Regions from separate parts of the Homo sapiens genome. Here region 2 is linked to region 1. Evidence: chromatin contacts called from ENCODE Hi-C data. All regions are on one chromosome and are shown on one strand. Each heading gives the region's core, a stretch centred on a gene start or an enhancer-like site at or near the end of the contact. The rest is flanking DNA. Distances are from core to core; before and after follow the strand shown.

Region 1 (5,893 bases), core at 2,155-4,654:
CTGGTCTCAAACTGCATTCAAGCAGTCCTCCTGCATCGGCCTCTGAAAGTGCTGGGATTATAGGCATGAACCACCACACCTGACTTCCCCCATACTTTCTTATTAATTACCATACTGTATATTTTTATTTTGTTTAAACATCTTTTCTTCCCACTTTTATCGTTTTTACTTGAGTGCTTAATTCATCTTCCTAAATTAATTTAAAAACTCATCTTTAAGACTGTGAATTTTCTTCCGAATATACCTTTGGCCACAGTTCAGAGACTTTGATGTGTTACTCTTTTGGCATTGGTTCTAAAATGTCAATCATTCTTTTTTTTTTTTTTTTGAGATGGAGTCTTCTTGTTGCCCAGGCTGGAGTACAGTGGTGCGATCTTGGCTCACTGCAGCCTACGCCTCCTGGGTTCAAGTTCCCCTCCCTCAGCCTCCCGAGTAGCTGGGATTACAGGCACACACCACCATGCCTGGCTGATTTTCGTTATTTTTAGTAGAGATGGAGTTTCACCATGTTGGCCAGGCTGGTCTTGAACTCCTGACCTCAGGTGATCTGCCTGCCTTGGCCTCCCTAAATGCTGGGATTACAGGCTTGAGGCACCATGCCTGGCCTAAAGTGTCAGTAATTCTGATTTCGGTTTTCTCTTTTAGAAGTTTTGATTTCCACAGACTTACAAAGCTAAGGAAGTTTTATGTCCTTGCTCTGGCTACACTGCAGTGTTACTGAATATCACCTGCACAACCTTTACTGCTTGCAGTTTTTTTTTTCCTGTTGCTTTGTACATGATCCGTTATTCAAATGGCCTTATAGGCATTCAATAAAGGTGAAATGTTAAATACAAAATCACTTGTCTATTAAATTTTATTCAAGGTTCTATATAAGATCTGATAAATGGAACTTTGTGATGGAAATGTTTTATATGGTAGCCACTAGTCACATATAGCTATTGAACCTTTGAATCATGGCTAGTTTTAGAGTTTTATATTTTAATTTTAATTAAATAGACGTGTCTAGTGGCACCATATTGTACAATGCAGTTCTCATTCAATAAATCTTAAGTACTTAACAATGCATCGTGTACTCTTCTATGTACTGGGTAGACAGCAGTGAGCAAAACAAAGTCCCCGTTCTCATGGAACTAATGTTCTAATGACAACTATTAATTACATACCATGAAATGTCTCAAACTCCTGGGCTCAAGTCATCCTCCTGCCTTAGCCTCCTCAAGTGCTGGGATTATAGGTGAGAGCCACTGCACCTGGCCAGAAGCACGAACTTCTAACTTAGGCTTTTATTAATTATCTTCCTTGCAGAATAATCAACAGAAGACCCTTTAGACAAAGAACTTGCACTATGAGGTTTAATTGGAAACATTAAAATGGTTAACTCATAATGAATTATAAAACTTTGATAGTTACATTGTACTATCATTTATGAGGCATTTATTTTTCATTATTTACACCTGAAAGAAACTTCATACTTGTGTGTTCTGTTCCCCATCTCAGAGCAAGATTATGAAGAGAAGGTCTAAACTACTTATATAAATCAAAACCCAACTGGGCTAGAAATGAAGTATAAAGAGAACTAAATCTATACACAGCTGTGCCATAAGAGCATTAGGTGGTTTTAGCTCTTATCTGGGGTATGAAAGCAATTTAGCTCATCTCACAGAAACAAAAGCAGGTGCTGAATCATGAAAACCTCAATTATTTTTAGCATGCCTCTTAATTTTTCTTTCCCCTGGTTTCTTGTCGTCTGTGCTTGATTCTTGAACAGGTAACCACTTGAGAGGATGCCGGCGATAGATGGGCCATGGAGGAAGTGTCAGCTGGGCCAGAAAAGAGGAAATGCATAAATTATAGCTATTAAAAGTTTAAAAAATCATTACGTATAATGCCAGGTTCCCAAATGACTCCTATGCTGAGGGAACAAAAAAACAAAAAAAAAAATCCATATTCCTATAAAGGCTCTGTGCCACCATCCATGCAAAATACTGTATGATGATGGGAACAGGCTCACTGCCTATACAAATGGCTTTAAGACCTAAAAGAAAGGTGGGGGCCAGGCGTGGTGGCTCTCGCCTGTAATCCAAGCACTCTGGGAGGCCAAGGTGGGCGGATTGCTTGAGACCAGCCTGGCCAACACAGTGAAGCCCTGTCTTTACTAAAAATACAAAAATTAGCTGGGTGTGGTGGTGGGCTCCTGTAGTCACAGCTACTCGGGAGGCTGAGGCAGGAAAATCTATTAAACCCGGGAGGCAGAAGGTGCAGTGAGCCGAAATCGCCCCAGTGCACTGCAGCCTGGGCAACAAGAGTGAAACTCCGTCTCAAAAAATTTAAATAAATAAATAAATAAAAGGTGAAGGGACAACGTGAGCACCATGAAAACTCCTGCTGGCTTTGACCTTAAGATTATTAGCCAGAGTAGCCGCCAAAGGAAATAAGCTGTGTCCTTTTATATAGTTCGCACCATCTGACACTATTTTGGCATTCTACTTTTCCAATGATAGCAAAGGGAAACGCTGTTTGGAAGGATGAGGGAAACGTTGGCTTTGGGTCTCACTACTGAGTAGGTCTAACCAAACCAACCCGACTCACAAAACCCAAGCTGCCACTAATACCCACAAATTTCTTACCAAACATGAAAAAGCAAATCCGGCCATAACTATATAGACAGTCCACCCGAACTGTTCAGCCACGTACCCGTAGATAAATCCAACTATCTAGAGACAAATGAAGTATATTAAACACACTCAAACTGAGGGTTGGGAGGGAGGCGGGGGCGGAGATTAAATGTAAAACCAATACTTACTGCAGAAAAAAGAATAATTCCCTGAAACATCTGTTCAGCTAGCTTCTGGCCCTTGTAATCCTGGGGTGAAGCAGAGGAAAAAAAGAATTGGTTCCACCGCCGAGAACATACAATTCCTGCCCTGACCTCACAACTCTGGCACAGGGTAACCCCAACATCAGGGTCTCCCGCTCTCCTAAGGGCCTGGGCAAGATATTAAATTCTGGGCTTCCCGGGAGGAACTGAAACACCCTCACGGAGAATGGACAGGAGATTCTCGCGGAGTAGAAGAGAAGGGGACCCAGGAGGCAATTCGGGAAAGAGGGTGGACGGTAACCATCCGGGCCCGGAACAGCGCAGCACCGGGTCGGTGCTCCAACATGGGCTTCGAAGCTGCCAGGCACAAGAACGGCGTGCAGAGGTCCCCGGGTTGCGCCCTCACCATCTGCGTGGGCAGCGAGCTCAGATGCTCCAGCATGGCTGGCTGAGGAGGCGGGCAGCTGAGCGCGGGTGGCAGGCTGCGAGGCGAGGGCGACCGAGACTTAAGGACCGTGAGGGGTAAGGTCTGGCACTGCGCGTCAGTAGCCGGGCCTTCTAAGCCCGGGAGAGCGATGGCGGCGGCCCCGGAAGCGGAAGTCTCCGACGGGCCGGTACAGCCCGTGTCCCCGCCCCGCGCCATCGCTAGGCGACGTGCGCTTTTGCCGCGCCGTGCTGCCCGCGAGGGCAGCTGAGGTGGTGGTGGCGGCCGCCTTGTCGAGGCATCGCGCGCCCGTGAAGTGTTCGCCGTCAGTGCTGTTGGGTGCCTGGAGCCGCGTCCCCCGTCCCGAAAACTGTCCTTGACAGTACTTGCGCGGCCCAACGGCCGCCGGCGCCCCCGCGTCTCCATGGCGACGGCCTTTTTCCCTGCGAGGACCCCGGCGGCAGGGCTGCCCCGCGGCGCCTGCTTGGCGCGACGCTCTAGCGGTTACCGCTGCGGGCTGGCTGGGCGTAGTGGGGCTGCGCGGCTGCCACGGAGCTAGAGGGCAAGTGTGCTCGGCCCAGCGTGCAGGGAACGCGGGCGGCCAGACAACGGGCTGGGCTCCGGGGCCTGCGGCGCGGGCGCTGAGCTGGCAGGGCGGGTCGGGGCGCGGGCTGCATCCGCATCTCCTCCATCGCCTGCAGTAAGGGCGGCCGCGGCGAGCCTTTGAGGGGAACGACTTGTCGGAGCCCTAACCAGGGGTATCTCTGAGCCTGGTGGGATCCCCGGAGCGTCACATCACTTTCCGATCACTTCAAAGTGTAAGGGGGGCCCTACTGACCCTTGGAATTTAGGGGGGCTACCCTAGGCGGCATCCACAACAGAGAGAATTCCCTTGGAGAGGGGACCCTGGTGCTCGGCTGTCCCTCTCATCCGCGTAGAAAGTCCCTCATCTGGGGGCTCCCGAACTCAGCCCTCTCACATTGTGGCCGGCTTTACTGACCCTCACAGACCCAGGCTGGGCCCTCCCGATAGAGGCCAGCCAAAGGTTCACTCAGCCTCTCTTTCAAGGCTGGTGTATCTCTAAATCTTAGACCCTCCTCCGTTACCGTCAGCCAGGTGGGATGCCCACGTTTTGGAGAGAAACCGTTCTGAGGAACCCGGGCCTCTGGGTCCCAGCTGGCTCTCCGGCCCCCAGGTTATGTATTCTGGGTTGGCCACAAACAGTGGAATTCTAGGCACTCCCGGGACAGGGTGGGACTGCTGTCCTCATTCATGCAACCAGCAAATATTCACGGCACCTTGTTTGTGCCAGACAGCAGACCGAGGACACGGTTGTTACCAAGACCAGGCTGTTGCCTTGGAAGAGCCCAGAGCGTGTCAAGGGAGACAGCCACATCACGCCAGAAATACATGACAGCTGGATTAGCCCTGGGAGAGGGAGGCCCAGATGTGGGAGCTCAGGGGAGGTGCAGCTCAACGTGGAGTTTGGAGGAGGCTACCTTGACCTTTGAATGCCAAGTGGGAGCCAGCCAGATGAAAGGGTAGGAGAAAGTGTTTGTATATCCTCAGTGCCCTTTCATCCTTGCACGTGGCAGAGACCAAACAGTAAAATGCAGACACGTTTGACACTTTTCTGACCTCAGAAGGACTCAGGACGTGTAGAAGGCAGAAAGAGGGATGGGCAAGAGTTTATTCCTGTTTCCTTCTCATGCTCTGTATTTCTTGGTGTGTTTGAAGAGACTTTCTGTTGTGTGTATAAATAGATATATCTCTGTGTGGTCTTTTTTTTTTTTTTTTTTTTTTTTTGAGGCGAAGACTCGCTCTGTTGCCCAGGCTGGAGTGCAGTGGTGCGATCGCGGCTCACTGCAACCTCCGCCTCCTGGGTTCAAGGGATTGTCCTGCCTCAGCCTTCTGAGTAGCTGGGATTACAGGCATGCGCCACCACGCCCGGCTAATTTTTGTGATTTTAGTGGAGACGGGGTTTCACTGTGTTGGCCAGACTAGTCTCAAACGCCTGACCTCAAGTGATCCACCCACCTCGGCCTTCCAAAGTGCTGGGATTACAGGCATGAGCCACCGCGCCCGGCCAGTGCGGTCTTTTTTTTTTGTATCCACAGTTTTGTATCCTTGGATTCAACCAACCACGGACTGAAATTACAGATACAGAGGGCTGACTGTAATATGCCATTTTACATAAGGGACTTGAGCATCCGTGAATTTTTGTATACATGGGGAGTCCTGGAGCCAATCCCCGACTGATACTGAGGACCAACTGTGTTGCTAATCAAATTGTACACAATTATATACTCTTACGAAAATGTAGTTAACTATTACAGATCCAGCGTCTGTGTGCAATTTCGTTTTGAGAATTCCTTCTAACCAGATCAGGAAAGCTCTCTTACCAGGAATAGCCCCAGGAAAGACAATATGGATTAGACGTACTCCATGATAACTGGCGTTTTGCATGTAGGTAACTGTGGAAGTTTTAGGAGCAACTGGTTTCTGCCTTGCCAGTCTACTTAAGTATGTCAGATACTTGATAGAATTGTGTTTTTCTTGTTTCCAGCCAAGTGTGCCTCTTGATCCCGTAACTGCTAACTGGAAGTCAAGAAACTAAAAACATTATCTCTTGTACCATTAATTAAGTG
Region 2 (6,028 bases), core at 3,337-5,836, 710 kb after region 1:
TAGCCCCAAGAGGTTATTACTATTTTTATCCCCACGTTACGCTGGGAACTGAGGCTTGGCAAGCAAGGCTCTGGGTCCAGGAGAAGAGCTGACTCTTATCTCTGAGAAATCCCTCCAGGCCAGCTGGCTTCTCCACCCTGATTCTGTCATCTTCCTGGATTTGTGAAATGTGCACATTTAACTCCTCAAACATGTATCAGGTCCCCATATACTCCTGGGACTGTGACAGGAACTGCAAAAACAACCCCAGGGGTCTCCAACCCCATCACTTTGCTGAGGAGACACTATGGGATCCTACTCGGGCTTTGAATTGGGTAATGGGTCTGGACAAGGCCTGGTCAAGACAACACCCTTGCAGGCCACATGGGTTGGGCTGATCACATCCAGCCCCATCCAGCCCTATCTTGTCACCCAGGCTCACATCTTTCTCTGCCTTGTGCCCAAGGCATTTGAGAGAGACCTGGCTTATGCTCTGCTGAGTCCAGATAGTGGCTCTGCCCAAGTCTACTCCATGGAGGAGGCAAGTGGAGCCCGGCCTCCAGGCAGATTTGAGATGGAGCAAGAACCACTCACTCATGGAGGGTGAGAGTGTGTCAACCCTAGAGGAAAGGTTAAGTTCTTTGCCTTTTTGTATGTGTGTGCCAGAGACTCCATTGACATATGGTGATATTTATTGACCTCTTCTCAAAATAATGTTTCAAAATATGTAAAATAGATTAAGATTACAAAAGATTTTCATGAGCAGAGAAAGATGTCCACAAATTATGACTAAATGCATAAAATCAGGTTACAGAAGAGTTCATATAGTGTAAGTTTCCATTTATGAAAGAGAGGAGTGAAAAAGGGAGGGAGGAAGAAAAGAAAGAAAGGAGGGAGGGAGGGAGGGAGGAAGAAAGGAAGGAAGGGAGAAATAAAGAAAACTATCCCTAGAAAGAATACTATCTTTATAGACATGGATGACCCTACCATCCATCCCACTTTGAAAAGCATGACAGGGACTAGGCGTGGTTGGTCACGCCTGTAATCCCAGCATTTTGGGAGGCCAAGGTGGGTGGATCACTTGAGGTTAGGAGTTCAAGACCAGCCTGACCAACATGGTGAAAACTCATCTCTACTAAAAATACAAAAATTAGCTGGGTGTGATGGCAGGCGCCTGTAATCCCAGCTACTCAGGAGGCTGAGCCAGGAGAATCGCTTGAACTGGGGAGGCGGAGGTTGCAGTGAACTGAGATCGTGTCATTGCACTCCAGCCTGGGCAACAACAGCAAAACTCTGTCTCAAAAAAAAAGAAAAAGAAAAGAAAAGCATGACAGGTCAGTGGCTCCAGGTCATGGTCCCCTTTGGCTCCTGGACAGGTCCCCTCAGGTCACAGCCAAAGTTCCTCATTCTTGTCACTGACTCCCCCTTGCCTAACAGCTGGGATTTAACTCTGGGCCAATCCCTAACACAGCCCCAGTGGTACTGCATGACCATCGTCCATCTCTGAATCTGCCTCCCCCGTCAGACCGTGGCTTTCTGCTCACTGCTTTTTCTGCCTCTGTCGTAACAGTCTAGCTAAACCAAGTCACTACTCACTTTTTAGGAGCTGCGGGAGTCGCTACCCAGCTGGAAGGCCACATAGCAGGGCAGCCTGGTTCTTTTAAAGTCATCACAGGCTGGACATGGATTACAGGCTCACGCCTGTAATCCCAGCACTTTGGGAGGCCAAGGAGTGTGGATCACCTGAGGTCAGGAGTTCGAGACCAGCATTGCCAACATGGTAGAACCCCGTCTCTACTAAAAACACAAAAATTAGCTGGGCATGGTGGCAGGTGCCTGTAATCCCAGCTACTCGGGAGGCTGAGGCAATAGAATCGTTTGAACCCAGGAGGTGGAGGTTGCAGTGAGCCAACATCGCGCCATTGCACTCCAGCCTGGGCAATGAGAGCAAAACTCTGTCTCAAAATAAATAAATAAATAAATAAAATAAATAAAAGTAAATAAATAAAGTCATCACTGCCCCCGCTGTCAGCCTCTACCCTGCTGGCTTCTCTTTCTCAAGGATGTGGCAGTCAGACCTCCTCCTCCCTGTCCCAGTCTCCACAGCCACCTCTTCAACTTCCTGAGCTGAAGTCCTGACTTGCTGTCAGGCATCACACCACCCCCACCTCCTGTAGCCCCTGTCTTTGCCCACCAGGTTCTCTACCTGTGCTCAGCACCCCACAGGGACTTTATTCCTGCAGAGACACTCTCCTCTGGGCTCAGCTGTTTCTTTCTTGGCACCAGATCATCCATCAGTATATAAGCCTGCTTTTCATTCTCCCAACTCACACCTGTCAGAATTCTCTCCCCTTTCTCAGGAATGCTTTGGTAATGAGTCATCCACATGTCCTGCCTCCACAACCTCCTTTCCGCTTCACTCCCTAAACCTCTGCAGTATGCGTCTGTCACTCCACGAACCTGGCTTGTCAAGGAACGTTCACTGGGCATGTGTTTATTAAGCTCTTGCTCTATCTACATTATGCTGAGTTAGGCAGTGGGAAAATGAAGGTGATCAAACCAGTCCCAAACTCTGGGCTCCTATGATAATGGACACATACACAACTAAGTAAACAATGCAATTAGAGTCTGGGAAAGTTCTATAAAGAAAGCAAACCATGGCCGGGCACGGTGGCTTACGCCTGTAATCCCAGCACTTTGGGAGGCCGAGGCGGGCAGACCACCTGAGGTCAGGAGTTCAACACCAGCCTGGCCAACATGGTGAAAACCCGTCTCTACTAAAAATAATTCTTTAAAAATTAGCTGGGAGTGGTGGTGTGCGCCCGTAATCCCAGCTACTCAGGAGGCTGAGGCAGGAGAATCGCTTGAACCCGGGAGGCAGAGGTTGCAGTGAGCTGAGATCGCACCACTGCACTCCAGCCTGGGAGACAGAGTGAGACTGTCTAAAAAAAAGAAAAAAAAAAAAAGAATAGAAAAGAAAGGAAACCATGAGAGGACACAGAATCACTGGTGAGATGAGGCAGTGGTTCTCTATTTTAGATAATGGAGTCCAGGGAGGCCTCTATAGGAAAGAGCACACCATCCAAAAAGCAGGGAGAAGGGCAGTCCAGGTGGCTGGGATAGCAAGTGCAAAGGTCCTGAGGCAGAACACACATTTGTGGTTGGCAGGAAAGAAAGGCAATGCGTTTGGAGAGAAGTAAATGACAGAGGTTGTCAGGGTCAAGTGGGTAAAGAATTGATCTTCAATGCAAGGGGATGTCCTTGCAGATTTAAGGGACAGGATCTGATTTGTATCTTAAAACAAGTCCCCAAGCCCCACTGCCGTGTGGAAAATGAACTATAGGGGGAAGAGGTGGAGAAGGCAACAGAGTTGTTAGAGGCAACAATTTCTCAATTCTGATGTCCAACAGGCATCTCACATTTAATGCATCCAACAAAAATATCTGGCTCATCATTCCCCCTCAAAACAAAACAAACAAAGCCCCTGCTCCCCACTCAATCTTCCATCTCTGTAAACAGCCCACCATTCACCCAGTTGTCAAGCCAAAGACATAGGGGCTATCCTTGCCTCCTTTTTCTCCCTCATCTTCTGTGTCCCAAGTCCAGTACTCTTTCTTTGTCCACTCCTCTGCATTCCCACTGTCCTCCCTCAGGTCCAGGCAGCCCTCTCTCCTTCCTCCCCTCTGCTCCTTCTCCACGAAAGAGTCAGGCGTGCTTTTCTTTTTTTTTTTTGAGACAGAGTCTCGCCCTGTAGCCCAGGCTGGAGTGCAATGGTGCGATCTTGGCTCACTGCAACCTCCACCTCCCAGATTCAAGCAATTCTCCTGCCTCAGCCTCCAGAGTAGCTGGGATTACAGGCACGTGCCACCACGCCCCGTGAATTTTTTTTTTTTTTTTTTTTTTTTTTTTGGATTTTTAGTAGAGATGGGGTTTCACCATGTTGTCCAGGCTGGTCTGGAACTCCTGACCTCGTGATCCGCCCACCTCAGCCTCCCAAAGTGCTGGGATTACAGGGGTGCTTTTAAGAACACAGATCGGCCAGGTGCGGTGGCTCACGCCTGTAATCCCAGCACTTTGGGGGACAGAGGCGAGCGGATCGCGAGGTCAGGAGTTCGAGACCAGCCTGGCCAACATGGTGAAACCCCGTCTCTACTAAAAATGTAAAAATTAGCCGGGCGTGGTGGTGGGCGCCTGTAATCCCAGCTACTCGGGAGGCTGAGGCAAGAGAATCGCTTGAAACCGGAAGGCGGAGGTTGCAGTGGGCCGAGATTGTGCCACTGCCCTCCAGCCTCGGTGGAAGAGCGAAACTCCGTCTCAAAAAAAAAAAAAAAGAAAAAGAACACAGATCTTCTTGCCCAACAACATCCCTCAAGGACTCCTTTCTTTTTCAGTATCTTGAATAAGACTTAAGAGACAGGTCCTGGAGAAACAGAGAAGGGAGGAGGCAGCCTGAAGGGGGCGGAGGCAAGCTCGTAGCACCGCCTCCACGTCTGGCTTGCGTTCTTCCGGGCTTCGGAACTTTTCTTCGCGGAGCCTGGGGAAGCTTTTCCAGTAGTACTTTCCGGCGTTGTTGACCCTATTTCCCGTGCTGCACCGCAGCCCCTTTCTCTTCCGGTTCTAGGCGCTTCGGGAGCCGCGGCTTATGGTGAGTGTTGGCCGCGCGGCATCCGATGCCATCCGCGACTTACGGGTGGCGGCGGGGCGCGGGCTGCGGAGAGGACTGGTGACCGACCGTGTGTCTGTCGGGAGCAAAAGCTGCGGGGTGGGAATGGTGCTTCTAGGTCCTAGGAGGGGGATGGCAGGGAAAGCCACTTTATTGGGGAATGCAGCTTTCCGGGGGTAAGGAGTTGATTTCAGGGCATCATTACCTGGGTTTGGGAGGCCAGGACTGGCGTTTGGTCGTGCAGAGTAAGCCGAGACTCGTGGAGGCTGCACATTCTCTGCCTGCAGGCTCATTCTGACCAGAATGGGGGGGGCAGAGGTGGCCCAGCCTGGCGAGCCCTTAACCCTGATCTCCACTTTTGTCTTCCAGGTGCAGACATGGCCAAGTCCAAGAACCACACCACACACAACCAGTGTAAGTTTTTTGGGCCCTGCCTACATCCCAGACCCTGGCAAGGACTGGTTCAGGCAAACTGGGACAGAGATGAAGGGGCACGTTTCCATTGTGGGCCTGAGGCTGATTGATTTCACCCAGTAATAACTTTAGGGTTTATAGGTTTAGAGATCTACTTGAGATACAGAGTGTTTTGCATTTAGTAGTAAGGGTTTCCCATATCTCAAGTGTAGCTGCTGTAGGAAGTGTTGGTTCTCCCAGACTTGCCAGCTGTGATGTTGGGTGGTCTTATTAGAGGAAAGTTCTTTGTTGGCTTAATTCCCTTTTTTTCTCCCACAGCCCGAAAATGGCACAGAAATGGTATCAAGAAACCCCGATCACAAAGATACGAATCTCTTAAGGGGGTGAGTGCACTGAATCACATGGAAGTGTCTTTTCTTGGTTCCAGGTGCACAGTCAAGGCCTCTCATGTAGTTTTTCTCTAGCTTTGGCTTCTGCCTGAGCACAGCCTAACTGGCCCACCCAAAGCCTGCAATTCCTTTTTCTACCCTACCAGACCCATAATAAAGCTTTCCTTGGTCTCCACAGCCTGAAGTGTAACCCTCTGGTCAGGGTGTAACCTGCCTCCTGAGGGCAGTTTGGCTATCTCCCTTGCTTGGCAGTGGCACTTAGGGTAAGGAGTGGCCTTGTCTGAGTGCGTGCAGGGCACATTCCCACACTGACCAGCCTTATGACCTCCATCTGACCCAGTGCTGGAGTTGGGGTCAGCTTCTCTTCCTGTGTCAGGGGGTTCTAAGGATTAGCTGAGAAGGCTGGAGGGTCTAGGGGAGAGCTGAGCATGTCCCCAGTCTGTTCCTTCCCTTTACTTTTGCTCTCTGTTCCGTGGAGTGAATCACAAACTCTGAGCCTCAGTTTCCCCATATCCCACCTTGGCTATAAGTCTTTTGGACCAGACTTGGTATTTAATTGACACCTTCTTCTAAAGAGGGGAGG

The links. A loop is a pair of places that touch in the nucleus more often than their neighbours do. Pooled maps may share reads with other maps.
Region 2: a loop to region 1 is called in a map of CD4-positive, alpha-beta T cell, with 4 times the contacts of the local background. The contact joins the promoter of RPL29 here to the promoter of SPCS1 in region 1. A Hi-C loop is called at or near these places in 1 of 168 maps with a recorded cell type or tissue (CD4-positive, alpha-beta T cell), 1 of 37 single-sample maps with no recorded cell type and 6 of 50 pooled maps.

The regions. Positions count from the first base shown.
Region 1 is chr3:52,703,617-52,709,509 of GRCh38, reverse strand. It overlaps SPCS1 (signal peptidase complex subunit 1), which reads right to left and starts at 3,404. Exons shown (of 4, transcript NM_014041.5): 1 at 3,228-3,404; 2 at 2,807-2,866; 3 at 2,631-2,717; 4 at 1-1,823. The coding sequence starts at 3,263. The coding sequence ends at 1,698. GLT8D1 (glycosyltransferase 8 domain containing 1) reads left to right here and starts at 3,719. Exons shown (of 10, transcript NM_018446.4): 1 at 3,719-4,063. It overlaps NEK4 (NIMA related kinase 4), which reads left to right. Exons shown (of 16, transcript NM_003157.6): 16 at 1-1,066. RefSeq lists silencers at 1,547-1,636, 3,823-3,992 and an enhancer at 1,807-1,876.
Region 2 is chr3:51,994,453-52,000,480 of GRCh38, reverse strand. It overlaps RPL29 (ribosomal protein L29), which reads left to right and starts at 4,586. Exons shown (of 4, transcript NM_000992.3): 1 at 4,586-4,624; 2 at 5,012-5,056; 3 at 5,375-5,439. The coding sequence starts at 5,020. RefSeq lists an enhancer at 4,482-4,641.